Linked DNA regions of Homo sapiens: region 2 is linked to region 1. A link is a contact called in ENCODE Hi-C data. All regions are on one chromosome and are shown on one strand. Each heading gives the region's core, a stretch centred on a gene start or an enhancer-like site at or near the end of the contact. The rest is flanking DNA. Distances are from core to core; before and after follow the strand shown.

What was found. Hi-C counts contacts between places; a loop is a spot of excess contacts on that map. Pooled maps may share reads with other maps.
Region 2: a loop to region 1 is called in a map with no recorded cell type, with 10 times the contacts of the local background. The contact joins the promoter of GCC2 here to the promoter of NCK2 in region 1. A Hi-C loop is called at or near these places in 2 of 37 single-sample maps with no recorded cell type and 6 of 50 pooled maps.

The regions. Positions count from the first base shown.
Region 1 is chr2:105,741,152-105,748,009 of GRCh38, reverse strand. It overlaps NCK2 (NCK adaptor protein 2), which reads right to left and starts at 3,098. Exons shown (of 5, transcript NM_003581.5): 1 at 2,872-3,098. RefSeq lists enhancers at 1,788-1,837, 1,938-2,007 and silencers at 2,378-2,767, 2,878-2,937, 3,128-3,447.
Region 2 is chr2:108,446,685-108,453,542 of GRCh38, reverse strand. It overlaps GCC2 (GRIP and coiled-coil domain containing 2), which reads right to left and starts at 4,337. Exons shown (of 23, transcript NM_181453.4): 1 at 4,263-4,337; 2 at 3,854-3,910; 3 at 2,431-2,515; 4 at 1,077-1,144. The coding sequence starts at 4,268. RefSeq lists enhancers at 2,346-2,846, 2,847-3,347, 3,433-4,414, 4,251-4,510, 4,415-5,397.

The sequences.
Region 1 (6,858 bases), core at 1,849-4,348:
TAGAAATAAACATACTTTGGGAAATGTTCAAAGGAAAATGCAGGAAAAGAAAAGAGTCTAATTTTTTAATTGTGCTACTAAATGGCCTAAAGAAATGCAAAACTGTTTTTGCTTTAGCTGCACACTTTTGATAGCCCGTTAAAAGGCCGTCACGACCTTCTTCTGAGTTGCCTTAACTCAGGCATGGAACAAGATACACGAAATCACATTTTAGCTTAGGCCCTTTGAAAACGTGCCGTGAAGTATTTCCATCACTCATTTTAGGAAACAGAAACCATTTGGAAGTGCCACTCGCAAACCCTCTGGATGGGAAAACTAATTTCCTAAGCATCTGAAGTGAGCTGTAGGGAGTTTCCAGTTCATTTGTGAAAAAAGTTAGCTTACTTGTTTTTCCAAACATCACTCATCATCCTCCCCTGTAGTTCCAGCAAGCAATTCTGAGCTCTTCAGTCTTTAAGCCTCATTTTTAATGTCAGAGAATGATTTCCGCAAGCCCTGTCTCCCCCAGTGCACACGGCAAGCCAGTTTGAGCAGTTAGAAAAATGGGTGTCCCATAGAGCCTCGCAGCCTGGTCTATCCAGGGCAAACTAAGCTAGTGCAACTGATCAAGTAAAGGACTCCAGTGCATTCTGCGCCATTCCGGGAGTCTTAGGGTATTTTAAAAGGTTATCCAGTCTGTGCACATGCAAGGAAGATTTCCGGTGTATTTAATATGGATGGTAGTGCATTTCTCAAATATAGTACTGTGTACATAAGATCTGCTGTTTGTTGGAAAAGCTAAATAACCGAAAATGTAAATGACAAAGCCTGGGAATATGGCAGGGTCAAACAGAGCAAGGATGAAGAAGATTTAAGTATGCAGCGTGTCCTAAGCAAAACACAAAGCATGAAAACTGAGCACAGCCACCTGCAAGGCACCTTCAGCAAGCCCGACGGTTAACAGGGTCAGTTTCTCCACAAGTGGACAGAGGGGGTTATGCAGCAGCCAACTCTTCCTGATGGCAATTTGTGACCCAATTTCATCCAGTGTTTCATGACCAACCCCCCTGAATGTTTATGAAGCAGGAAAGAAGCTCAGAATCCAGGCGAGGCCTCCGGGACAGGAAGTGGGCCAGGCACCTCCACAGCTTCCTATGCCTAAAGTTCTCCATTTCAGCCTCAAGTAGCCGCCAGAAGACCACTAAGATTCCGCCACCTTCTCCAATCAAAACTACATCTAACCAACCTCCAGGGCAGAATATACTGAGGTAGGATTTTCCCTCGTGTTCACTTCTTCACAAGCAGGTTAACACTTGCTTCTCAGGAAACCCCTGTTCCAAACGTCAAAAAACCTCCATGTCTAGCCCAATCTCCAGGTGAAGTCAATTTCTTCTCCACGTGTCCGATGACTGCCATTCTCTTTACGTAAAACTCGCAAGGCTTGAATCCTGTTACTAATTCACCTGCTTATCTATGAAGCTTGCAAAGTGAATTGAGGGAGTGTTCACACGCACAGTTCCGTTTTGGTAAGTTAAAGCGGCCCAGGTTAATTTCATTTTCAGTCACTTTTGAGACTTGATAACTACATCTAAAACAGAGGCATGAAAAACACCCTGAATCACTTTCATTCCTACACAAAATCCCTTCCGAGAAGCGGGGACTGCGCCTGGGCCAGGAAGGGACTCCCCTACCTGTAGGTCCCAGCAAGCCACGCCCACCGGCCTCTCAGGGTTGTTTCTTTCTGGGTCGAGGGACGGAGCTGGCCCTTGCGATATTTTAGGCCCCCTCCTGCCCACACTGGGGCCTGCTCATCCCATTATGCAGATGCAAACTTGGCAGAAGCAGCCTTAAACCTGTTGGCAAAATAAACAAAGCCAAATAAAGAGGAATCTGCCAACCTGAATTGTGTGAAGTGGCCAAGGCCGACTCCACGCACGCTCGGCTTTGTCCCTGAAGCTGTTACAATACTAGTTTAAGTCAGGTGCCTGGGGTCCACCAGCCAATGACCCCTAGCATCCACCGCAGACCTTCACAGAGATCCCCATTGTCTACAAATTAAAGCGTTTTGCAAATTAAACCCCTCCACACAATGCCAAGCTAACTGTGCTCATAAGGCAGTTACCCTCCATGCCTTAAAACTCACATATCAAATTTTTCCAAAAGCACTCGGTGATTAAATCGCCCTGAAAAAAACCGAGAGAGCCGAGCGATTGTGAGAAACTTTGGTTCATTCAGGTGGCTGTTAGAGTCCTGTAAATCTGGGGCAGGGCGCAGAGCCTGAAGCCGGGCACAAAAGCTCCCTTCGCCGAAGCGAGGACCTCCTTTATGCAATGTGACAGCAGCTTTGTGCGCGAACATAAATAGTTGTAATAAACACGGTTAAGTTCTCCCGGCCGATCGCGGCCTCCCCCGTCCCTGCGCCGGGGCCCTGCGATCCGCGGCTATTCTTCCCCGGCACACGCGCCCTGGCGACCCTGGCCACCGCACGGTCCCACGCTAGCCCCGAGCTCCGTGCCGGCCGCCCGCCTGCAGGCCAGGCGCAGCCTGCGCACCCGGGGGTCTCCAGTCCCCGGGCCCCGCAGCCGGGCCCCCTGCCCTGATCCTCGCCCGCGCCCTTGGCTGGCGTCCCCGCCCCTGGGCCGGCCCCCGATGGTGGGGGTTAGGGATGGGAAGGCGGGCAGGAAGGTGCAGAGCCGGGAGGTGCCCGGCAGTCCGCGGTCGGGGGCGCCCAGGCCGCGGCAGGGCCGAGAGCACCGGAGGGGCGCGGAGGGGACCCGCTCTCCTGGCCCCTTCCCGGGCGCACCCCGGCCCGCGAGCCCCGCCGCGCTCCCAACTCCGCCCAACGGCCCCAAGTTTGTGGCCCCCGCCCCACGCCCGCCTAGCCGCGCTTACCTCGCCGTGGGCCGCCCGCGGAGCCGGAGGGCAGCGGCGCGGGTCCCGGGGCGGTGGCCGCGCTGCGCCCGCCCAGGCGCCGCTCTTTGTCTGCGCCGCTCCCTCCTCCCGCCGCCGGGCGGACGCTGCCGGCCCGGGCGGACCCTGCCGGCCCGGGCGCCGCGAGCCTCCCGGCCGCCAAGCCCTCCCCTCCGCCCGCCGCCCGCTCGGCCGCGCGGCTCCGGCCTGACGATCCCCGCGGCAGCGGCGGCGGCGGCGGCGGCGGCGGCGGCGACCCTCCCCCGGCGCGCAGCGCCCGCCTCCTCCGCGCTCTTCCTCCTCCTCCCGCGCTCCTCCCCGGCCGCGCCGTGACGCCGCCCAGGGGCCGGCCCAGGCCCGGGCGCGCGGGGCGGGGACCCGAGACCCACCTGGGGCGCCCCCCGTCGTCGCCAGGCTCCGCGCCCGGGTCCCGGTACGGGCGCCGGGATAGCGCGGGGCTGCGGGACGCTCCGCTCTGGAGGCGCAGCACGGGCCGGGCGCCGGGGGCAGGAAAGGGTCCCCACGCCCGAAATTGCGTGCGGGCGGTGGGGGGCAGGGTAGGTGGGTGGGGAGGAGAGTGAAAACACAGACGGCAACTTCCAGCCTGGGATGACTGCCGGGTGGGCTTTGCGTCCTCTTTTTTGTTTGTTCGTTGTTCTTATCACGAAGCTCTAGTTGCTGGGCAGCCGCCCCCCTCCCGGAAGCATTCCCACGGCACTCAGCTAAGCAGGCCTGTTGTCCATCAGAAAAGTGACTTAAATAAAAATGTCACTTCCTCCCTGTAATTGCTTGTGGGCATTTTTATTTATTTGCTTTGCATCTATTTACTTTCCCAACCAGACACATTTTTAGTCCATCATCCCTGTCCGAGGCACTTCCTAAAAGAAGAAGAAACTCGACCTCTGTTGCCTCCCAGGCATCCAGGCCAGCCCCAGCCTGTGGAATCCTGGTTGCACACCCGTGGGGGCAGAACCCGAAGAGGAGCTGCCCGAATGTGCCCCTAGAAGGAGTGTCGCTAATGATGGGACCGTTCAGCTCACCCAGCCTCGAGTTGTGGCTAGCCTATAAACAAACTTGGAAGATGAAAACCCAAGAGCAAGGGGAAAGACACAAGTTTCCCTTTCACAGACACATGCATCCGGATGTCTTTTCTCCTCCCCATATGGTTTCCCAAAGGAAATCCTAATATTCAAATGATTCTGATTTCCTGGCAGGATAGCCTGCATCCATGTTAATGAGATTCTTTCTTAGGCTCCTGGTCTCTGCTTACTATTAAGGCAATAATAATTTACCCAAGGTTACAAGGCTGTATTATTTGATTCACTCATCTCCTGCTTCCTTCCAGAAGGGAAGTACCCAAGGATAGGTAACTAGAGTCAGCGTAGCTTTGAAGTCAGACAGGTGAGTGTTTGACTGTTGACTTCCTGAACTGTGTAACGTTGCACAGGTGGTCCTCAGCCTTTCTAAAATCTGTCATATGGGGAGATAATATTTACTTACCTCCTATGTGAAGTACCCTGGCAGTAGGTAGCCCTCAATAGCTCAGTAAGTGGAAGGAAGCACAGTACACTGAGCAGGAATCAGGTACAAGCTCAGGGAATCAGAACAGCCTCATTTTTCCTTGTTTTGACCTTGTGAAAGAAGCTACTTCAGTTCATCCTTTTGTGCAAGTTTTGTGTTACTAATATCTAGCTTTACAATAAGAAAAGAAGAATTCTAGTCATCAGTCTGCCCAATTTTAGATTAATTTACTCAAAATAAGTATAGCAATATTGACCCAGTTTGTAGCTTGTTTGCTTTGTAAACTTTCACTGAATCGTGGTTCTTGCATGCCTCTTCTTTCTCTGATTCTTTAGAAGTCACCGATGTCATTCTCTATCTAAATCCAGTGGCCCTTTATCAATCTTTATCCTGTGGAGTTTTCTGAAATATGTGGCATTTCTGCTATTTCCTGAAACACCATCATCTTTTCATTCATCAAACACAGCCAGTTCTGATTCTCTTACCTTTCTGACCTGCCCATCTGCCTCCTCTAGAGAGGTTGTTGTCTTCCCACCCTGTAAAAGTGATATCCCCAAGGCAGATGGTGGCCCTTTGTTTTTATTCTGATACGCACCTTTTTTTTTTAAAGAGAGAGTTGATTGTTTTTTGTACACTCCCTGTCTAAACCTTCATTGATTAACCCCCAGACCTGTAGCCTTAGAGAGCTCCCCTGCTAATCTGCAGAGCTCCCCAGCTAATCTGCACCCCCTAAACATGGCGCAGCATCTCTTCTAGGTCACCATGTTCAAAATGAAACTCATCTGCTCCCCAGACCAGCTCCTCCTCCCATGGTTTCAGGCCTGGCCAAGAGTCTACCAGGCACCTCAGCTCCTGGGAGAAATCTCATTGTTATCTTGGCTTTTCCTTCCCTCTCTCCGAGTTCTCCCCAAGAAAAGCTGGGAGAGCGCTGAATGACACCAAGACCCCTTGCAGACTACCCCCATGGTTCTGAGTCCTGGTGATTCTTAAACATCTTTTCCACTGCACCTTTCTTTCCATTTCCATCACTGGCATCCTAACTTATACATCATTCTAGCAATAGTTATAATGTACCTTGATTGAATTCTTGACATATATCATCTCTAATCCACACACAATAGTATTATACCCATTTTACAGATGAAATCACTTGAACAGTGGATCAAAGAACTGGGGTCAGAGCATGTACCTGACTCCAAAACTCTTGTTCAATTCCCCACAACTACTGCCTTCCAACTGGTCTCCCATTACTTCCTTCTTAAATCCCTCAGACTCACACTGGACATCAATGTCATCCTAACCTTCCTGTAAATTGTTTCCATTTGTCCCTGGTTGTGCTCAAGAACTTCTCATGGCTCCCCATTGCCCACCACAGTCTCCTCAAAAGTTATCTGATGACTGAAGACTGAGCATTTTCCCCCAGAGAGGCTGGGGTATTTAGCCCTTAGAGGCCTGTGTTCGTTTCCTGGGGCTGCCTTAACAAATGACCCCAAACTAGGTGACAAAACAGAGGTTATTTTCTCAAAGTTCTGGAGTTCAGAAGTCTGATATCAAGACACCAGCCTCTCTCCAAAGTCTGTAGAGAACAATCCTTCCCTGCCTCTTCCAGCTTCTGGTGGCTGCAGACATTCCTTGGCTTGTGGCAGTGTCACTCCCACCTCTGCCTCTCTGTCTTCACACAACCTGGTTCCCTGTGTCCTTTCCCTTCTCTCTTTTTGTAAAGACAAGTATCATTGAATTTAGGGCTCACTCTAATCCAGCATGATGTCATCTCGACATCCTTATCTTACAACATCTGCAAAGACCTTTTTTCCAAATAAGGTCGCGTTCTCGGCTTCCAGGTGAACATATCTTTTGGGGCCAACATCCAACCCACTGCAAGGCTTAACATGGGGGAGACATTTCTTTGAAGCTTATGTTTTATCTAAAAATATATAGGTTTTTCTGCATTCTACTCCATTAATGTGTCCACATCTGTTTTACTGTCTTCAATCACAAAGTATTGAAAGCATAAAAAACATGGAGTGGAAGGAGGTGCAGTAAACTTTTGCCTAAAATCACATCAGCATTACATCTTATGATCTCTCTTCCAAAGGCCTCTCCAACTTAGCCCTGCCATACAATCTCCTTTTTACCTCTGTCCAGTATAAGCTGTTTGCTTCAGTCACTCAGCTCTGCCCACAGTGCCACATTGAGTCACACTAGTTTCAGCCTTCTGTGGTGTGAAGGCAGCTAGGAATTCCCTGTCCCCGTCCTTCTCTTTCAGAGCTCCATTCAAGGCCTTCTCTAACCCCTCCTTAGACTCACGGAAAACACAAAGCAAGGTTGAGGGTGTTGTCCAAGTCATACGTCAGAGGCTCAAAGCCTACCTTGGAGCCTGTGCCTTGGGGTCATTTCACCTCTCTGAGCCTCAGATATTAATAGTGCTCTTGCAAAGCGTTGTGAGAA
Region 2 (6,858 bases), core at 3,088-5,587, 2.7 Mb before region 1:
AAAGTGCTGGGATTACAGGTGTGAGCCACTGCATTTGGCCTGCAACTCAGGTTTTTAAACGGGGAATAAAAACAATATTTTGTTATCTGGCAGTATTATATAAGACTAAAAAGAGAAAGAGAACCCAGTGAGGTTTTTATTGAAATAGGTTAAGTATTTGATGTGTTTAACATAAAGCCATAGAAATAGAGAGAAAAAAGATAAACTGGAACAATATCTTAAAGCTATAATAGGTCTCTGGTGACTGACACATATAGAGAATAAAGGAAACAGAGAAGTTAAAGTGTCTCTAAAGTCAAAAGGTATAAAAAACTGTGGTGCCACTGGTCTAACCAAGGGAAGCAATTTGGTTGAGTTTGATGAGATAAGTGAAATGTGTGAGAGGGAAACACAACTGTGAGATCTGGGTCAGTAGACATGTCCAGGGATATGGATCTATCTATAGATTATATACTGTACACCTAAAATCACTTAAGTCCTGAGCATGGCCAGGTTTTCAGGGGGCTGGGGAAGAGCAGAGAATGAAGTAACAACCATAATTAGAAAATATGGGCTGGGCGTGGTGGCTCACGCCTGTAATCCCAGCACTTTGGGAGGCTGAGGCGGGCGGATCGTGAGGTCAAGAGAGCAAGACCATCTTGGCCAACATGGTGAAATCCCGTCTCTACTTAAAATACAAAAATTAACTGGGTGTGGTGGCGGGCGCCTGTAGTCCCAGCTATTTGGAAGGCTGAGGCAGGAGAACTGCTTGAACTCGGGAGGCAGAGGTTACAGTGAGCCAAGATCACACCACTGCACTTCAGCCTGGTGACAGAGTGAGACTCCATCTCAAAAAAAAAAAAAAAAAAAAAGAAAGAAAAAAGAAAATACGTGGGAAGAGAGTAGAATAATAATTTCAGAACAGAAAGAGACCCAGAGGTCATTAACCCCCTCTTTTTACAGTGAATCAGATAGGTAAAAACAACCAAGGCAGAGAGGAAGTAGAACAGAAACAGAAAGCCAGATAGCCTCTAGCAGACTGACAATCCTCAGGGAAATTTTATTTCTCTTTAGACATTTCCCAACGTAATAATTACCTTAATAATATCACCAGTTCCTTCAGTAACAGGTTTTGATCTGAGTTCTTCAATTTCTTTCTCCAATTCTAAACAATTAAAAAATAAAGGACTCCGGTTCAGAAATAAAGAACATAATTACTGGGAAACTGATAAGTACATTCTCACAAAACCCCCCATAAATCTGCAAATTAGAATATATTTAAGCAGAATAGTATGATTAATCTCTGCACTCATCACTATACTTCAGCATTACATGGCCAATTTTGTTTCCTCCCAACCTGTACTCACTTCCTCCTTCACTGCTTTTCTTATCCATCTGATAATTTTCAAGCATACCCCAGACATCATATTATTTCACCTGTAAGTACATCTTACTGTATAACCTTAAAGCAACAATCACATATTAAGAATAAACGTTATCGAGAACAGCCTGGCCAACATGGTGAAACCTCGTCTCTACTAAAAATACAAAAATTAGCCAGGCATGGTGGTGGGTGCCTGCAGTCCCAGTTACTCGGGAGGCTGAGGCAGGAGAATCGCTTGAACCCGGGAAGGGGAGGTTGCAGTAAGCCGAGATTGCGCCACTGCACTCCAGCCTGGCCAAGAAGAGCGAGACTCCGTCTTGAAAAAAAAAAAAAAAAAAGAGAGAGAGAGAGAAAAGAAACGTTAATCTAAGTGTTTAATTAGCAAATGCCTAGATCTCAGGCCTAGAACTTCTTTCCAAATAAATTATTCTCTTCATTGCAAGGTGATCCAAACTCCCAAGACATACTTTTATCTTTTCTAATAGAAAATAAGTCTTAGCTTTTAGGCTAAGCAGTTAATATTTATAAGTCACTGGAAATTCAAGAGCTCATGTACATATACTAAAAAAAAAAGGTGCTAAGATCTTTTTCCTTCTGGAATAAAAAGAAAACTGAATAGGGAATCAATCAACTTCAGCAGGTAAACATACTTCAATATCTGTAAATGGAAGTCTTTTATTATTTTAATTGAGGAAGCTTTCCATCTCTTTGGGCTTATCTTCTGTCTCTAACATTTCAACTGACTTCTCTTGAAAAAACACTTTACTCAGAACTCAGAAGAATCTAAAGTCTACATGAAGGAAAAACACACTTAACTTACACAAACTTTAAAAATCCTCCTCCCTGACTTTAACAACTCAAAAGTCACTGTGGTTTAGAGATGTGGGAATAATTTAGAAATCAGAGGTAAATTTTTAGAATGTTAAATAACAGATTCTACTACACTAAGGTGTACTTGGAATCACTGGAAAACAAACAAAAACAAGCCAATGCATTATTTTAAAAACTACCATTTTAAACCACGATTAAAGAGACTGTGATCAAGATGAGTATTTTCAACCCAATACCTGTACACCTTGATTTAGCTTTCTGTATTAGCATCATCTGTTTCTTGGCAAACTTGATGAGGTCTTCTTTGGGCAATGTTTCCAGCTGAAAGATGTGGTCATGTTACCAACTTGTTATAACTCATGTTTCTAGTATACCACAAAAAAGAAACAATGTCTGCTAGAAAACAAAAACATTCTACAGAATAAATCTTTATGCCAACCGCATACTTTGTTCCACATTTTTTTTTTGAGACAGAGTCTCGCTCTATTGCCCAGGCCGGAGTGCATGACACGATCTTGGCTCACTTGTAACCTCTGCCTCCCAAGTTCAAGCAATTCTCCTGTCTCAGCCTCCCAAATAGCTGGGATCATAGGCGCCCGCTACCACGTCCGGCTAATTTTTGTATTTTTAGTAGAGACGGGGTTTCACCATGTTGGCCAGGCTGGTCTCAAACTCCTGACCGCAGGTGATCTGCCCGCCTCGGCCTCCCAAAGTGTTGGGATTACAGGCGTGACCCACCGCGCCCGGCCACATTTTTTAAAATCAGCAAATGCAACGTCAATTCTGTAATTGCTATGCAACTACTAAAAATTAGTTATGCAACTACTATGAAACGTAAAAACCAGGCCATATCCTCTTATAGCTAATGTTACAGGTTGACATTGCTAGCTTTTGATTTAATTGTAAAATCAGTAGGTTGGAGCTAATGCTACTTAAAATTCCTTGGAGCTGTAAAATTATTTCATTCTATTCAAGGCTGCAAGTCTTTGGTCACAAGAAAATTTACGCATAATTACAGCAGCAAGATGAACCGGGTAACATTCAGGCTTTAATTAAAAAATTGAGCTTTACCACTTGAGAAAATTGCTTAAGCCTGTGGTCTCAGGTTTCTCATCTGTAAAAGGAGGGTAACAACAGTACCTATCTCATGGTTATCATGAAGCTTAAACGAAGGAACTGAGTGGTTAGGCAAGCGCCAGAAATTTAGCATGCACACAATAAACCTTAGCAATAAACCACTATCATTTAGAATGATTGAATGTTAAACATTGTACAGGGCCATAAAACTGGACTAATTAAACTCTTTGGCAATGTAGAAACTGGAGCCCACAGATCAGAATCCCTTGATTCCTACCCTATGTCACTGCTCCTTCCACTACACCACTATATAAACCTTCTTAGACTGCTTTATGTTCGAAAAATAGCAGGATCTCCCAGCAGTGCTAACCAGGAGCAGGAAGCAAACAAAAAGTCTTTCTATATCGGGGTGGGCGGGGGAGAAACAGGAAATGGGCGATTGCGCACACTAAAATTGAGATCCCTTGGAGCAAGGCTATTAAAAAAAAAAAAATCAGCGCCCCCCCCTTCCCCATGCCAAAGTTTTCCAATTCATCACCCTTCCACTCTTCAGGAAGCCCGCTATTCAAGTATTCTCTTCACCTTAGATTTCCCGGTCCCAGGGGTAGCTGGTGAAGCCACCCCATCTTGAACAAGATCCTGCAAAACAAAATCAAACCCAGGTGTCAGAAGAACTCTTTTCCTAATTCCACACGGAACGCGTAGAACCCTTACAGGGAAAAACCTTCTATGGAATCAAGTGGTGGAAAGCCTCGTGAGACAGAGAATGAGGGCGGACGGAGGCGGTCGCTGTGGCAATTCGTACACAAACGGGCTCTACGGGGCAGGTAACCCCCAGGGATAGAGTTTACGAAAGATGGGGAGGCGACAGCAGCGCGGGCTTCGGGACACCAAGAGGGAGACTACCGCGCCCTCCCATCGGGCCCACTCCCACATCCCAAATCGCGGCGCGGAAGGCTTGATGGGAGGCAGTGGGCCCGACCTGAGTTACCTCCATCTCCGCCAGCCCGCCGCCGGCCCGCAACCAGCCGCCGCCACCGCTGCACTTCTGTTTGCGCCAGCCTCTGACGTAGGCTCTACTGCAGGTCAAAGGTCGCGCTCTCCGGGCGGCCCGCCCCCCACGTCTCCATAGCTACAGCTCGGCAGCACTTCCGCTTCCGTGTCTGCGTCCGGGAGAAGGTTCCCCGTACGGCGCTAAGGGCGGAGTCCGTCTAGACGTTCTACCTGGGGCTCGACCCCTGGGCCTGCAGGTCACGGAGTAGGTGTGGGTCCCGCCACTGCCGGTTATTGGCATGGGAAGGCGGGCCGATTACCCCTTGGGGCCTCGGGCCTCGGTTTCCACGTCTGTAAAATCTTGTGAGAGTGAGGAACATTGGATTGCAGGACAGGTCTCTCAGTCCTCCAAAGGTGTCCGCTAGCCTGCGAGTGCCTGCGGGACCCACAGCTGGTTCCGGGGGGCTCCTTAGGCATTTGTGGCCAGCATGGTGCCCGGGAGCTCCGTGACTCACAGGTCAGGGATGCGGTAGAGGGCTTCCCTGAGGAGGCATTTCTTGACTCTGGAGGCTGTGAGGAGGTCCCTGGACAGCTCTGCCCTGCAGCCGCCCGGTACTGATGGTGATGTGGTGGAGGCAAGATAGTCGGCCAGGGAACTGGGCAGCCGTGGGAGGAGACTCTGTAGAGTAGGGGGCCCGAGGCCACCCTTTCCCGAAGGGCACGCCAGAGAATCTGTGGTCGAATCCCAGAGCTGCTGCTGTGTCCTGATTGGCGGTCCAGTGCTCTGAGAGCCTTTCTGTTAACTGCTGAAGTGGTTTGCTGCGCTTTCACCTTCCCATTAATGTTTTCCATACACTCCCATAACTAAGGTAACCTGAAGATAACCTAGTTTCCTGTAGTTTAAATGGTCAAAAGGTTGAAGAGGCAGCACACAGTATGTATCGAGTAAATGGTAGCTGATTATTACTAGGTAAAAGAAGTGTTATAAACGAGAAAGAACAGCTATTGTGGACATCTACTCTTTGTCTTTGACAGTGTGTATCACCTATGGTGTTTGTAGGATTGGTTCAGGGGTGGTGTGTGACCTAAGATGTACAGTCTCCACGTACAGTAACACACGTGTGTGTGTACACGTGTGTGTGTACACGTGTGTGTGTGCACGTGTGTGTGTGCACGTGTGCGCGCACGTGTGTGTGCACGTGTGTGTACACACATATATGCACACACATGTATACACACACACACACACAATCCCCAAGTATACATTGTTATTAATGGTCCAGATTAATGCCATTCAAAGTAGTTCCCCAAGTTAAGAGCAACTTACGGTAGACTCCTATTTCAATTAATAACTTGAAAAAATCACTTGCAATAAAATAGCAGGTTAACTAGATACTACACACATTCCAATCCTGTAAAAGTTTCTCAGAGAAACACTGTTAGATATAGTTACATTCCAGGAGTTTGGCTACATCAATAGCTACAGAAGAGTTGATGTTCTCACAGTAGAACTCTCTTTTTCTCATACTTGAAATAAAAAAGAACCTTTCTTTTCTTCCTTTGATCTTTCTTCCCTCGCCAGCCCTCCATTGCACTTGGCTGGGTAACAGGGTCCATGAGTTGCAGCTACAGGTAGGGCAGCGTCTCCTGGGAATCCCCAGGGAGATGAGGGTCAGCACACCCCTAAGCTCCAGGTCATCAGCGGCCTCCTCACACAGCTCGAGCTCACCCCCATCTGCCTTCCTGGTTGTCATTGGACAGGAATTTTATTTTCTGAGATGATGGAGGCAGGTATAATGTTCTTGACCATCGGATACCTTCTGTTGTTGTTCCTCTTAAGGAAGAAATCATTTATTTCTTCCTTCACTAGTTATAGTAAGTGCTGAAATCTTCTAAATATATTTATCATCTTTCATACTTTAAAGAATGAATATTTATGAATTGATTGTGAGTACTCTGAGATCTTCTGATATTCATAAACCTATAGGAAAGATCTGCTTTATATTTCACATTCTCTGGACTGCAGATAAGTTCACATTTTAAAGATGTATATTACCTTAATGAGCAGAACTATGACCTGTTTAACGAATATGTTTCTTTCCAATTGTAAAAGTAACACAGGTTCATTGTAGAACACCTGGAAAATATAGGAAAATTCCGAAAAGAAAATAAAAATCACCTTGAATCATTTATGGAAATAGAAAATAGGAACAATGTTAATAACAATGTCAATAATATGTGCTGTGCTGGTCACATTGTATAGTAGATGGAGACTGCTGTATGTTAACCAGCACTACTGAAACATAATATAATTTGAGCAAGTTGCAGGGTCTTGCCTAAGTAAAAATAGCTTCTTTACCAGTTTGGAATGGTGCCAACATGCCATTATCTCCTGAAGAGCCACATTAAAAGGCACCTGTTGCTTAGGGATGGTCCGGAGAGACACCTGATCTTTTTTTGTTAGTTCGCTAGCAAGTTTTATTTCAGAAAAATCAATCCTTGGCTCTTCAGTGCTTTGATTATAACTCTTAAGGTAAGCATGGAAAAACTACATTTACATTGTATTTTTTTTTCTTTCTTCTCCTTTTTTTTTT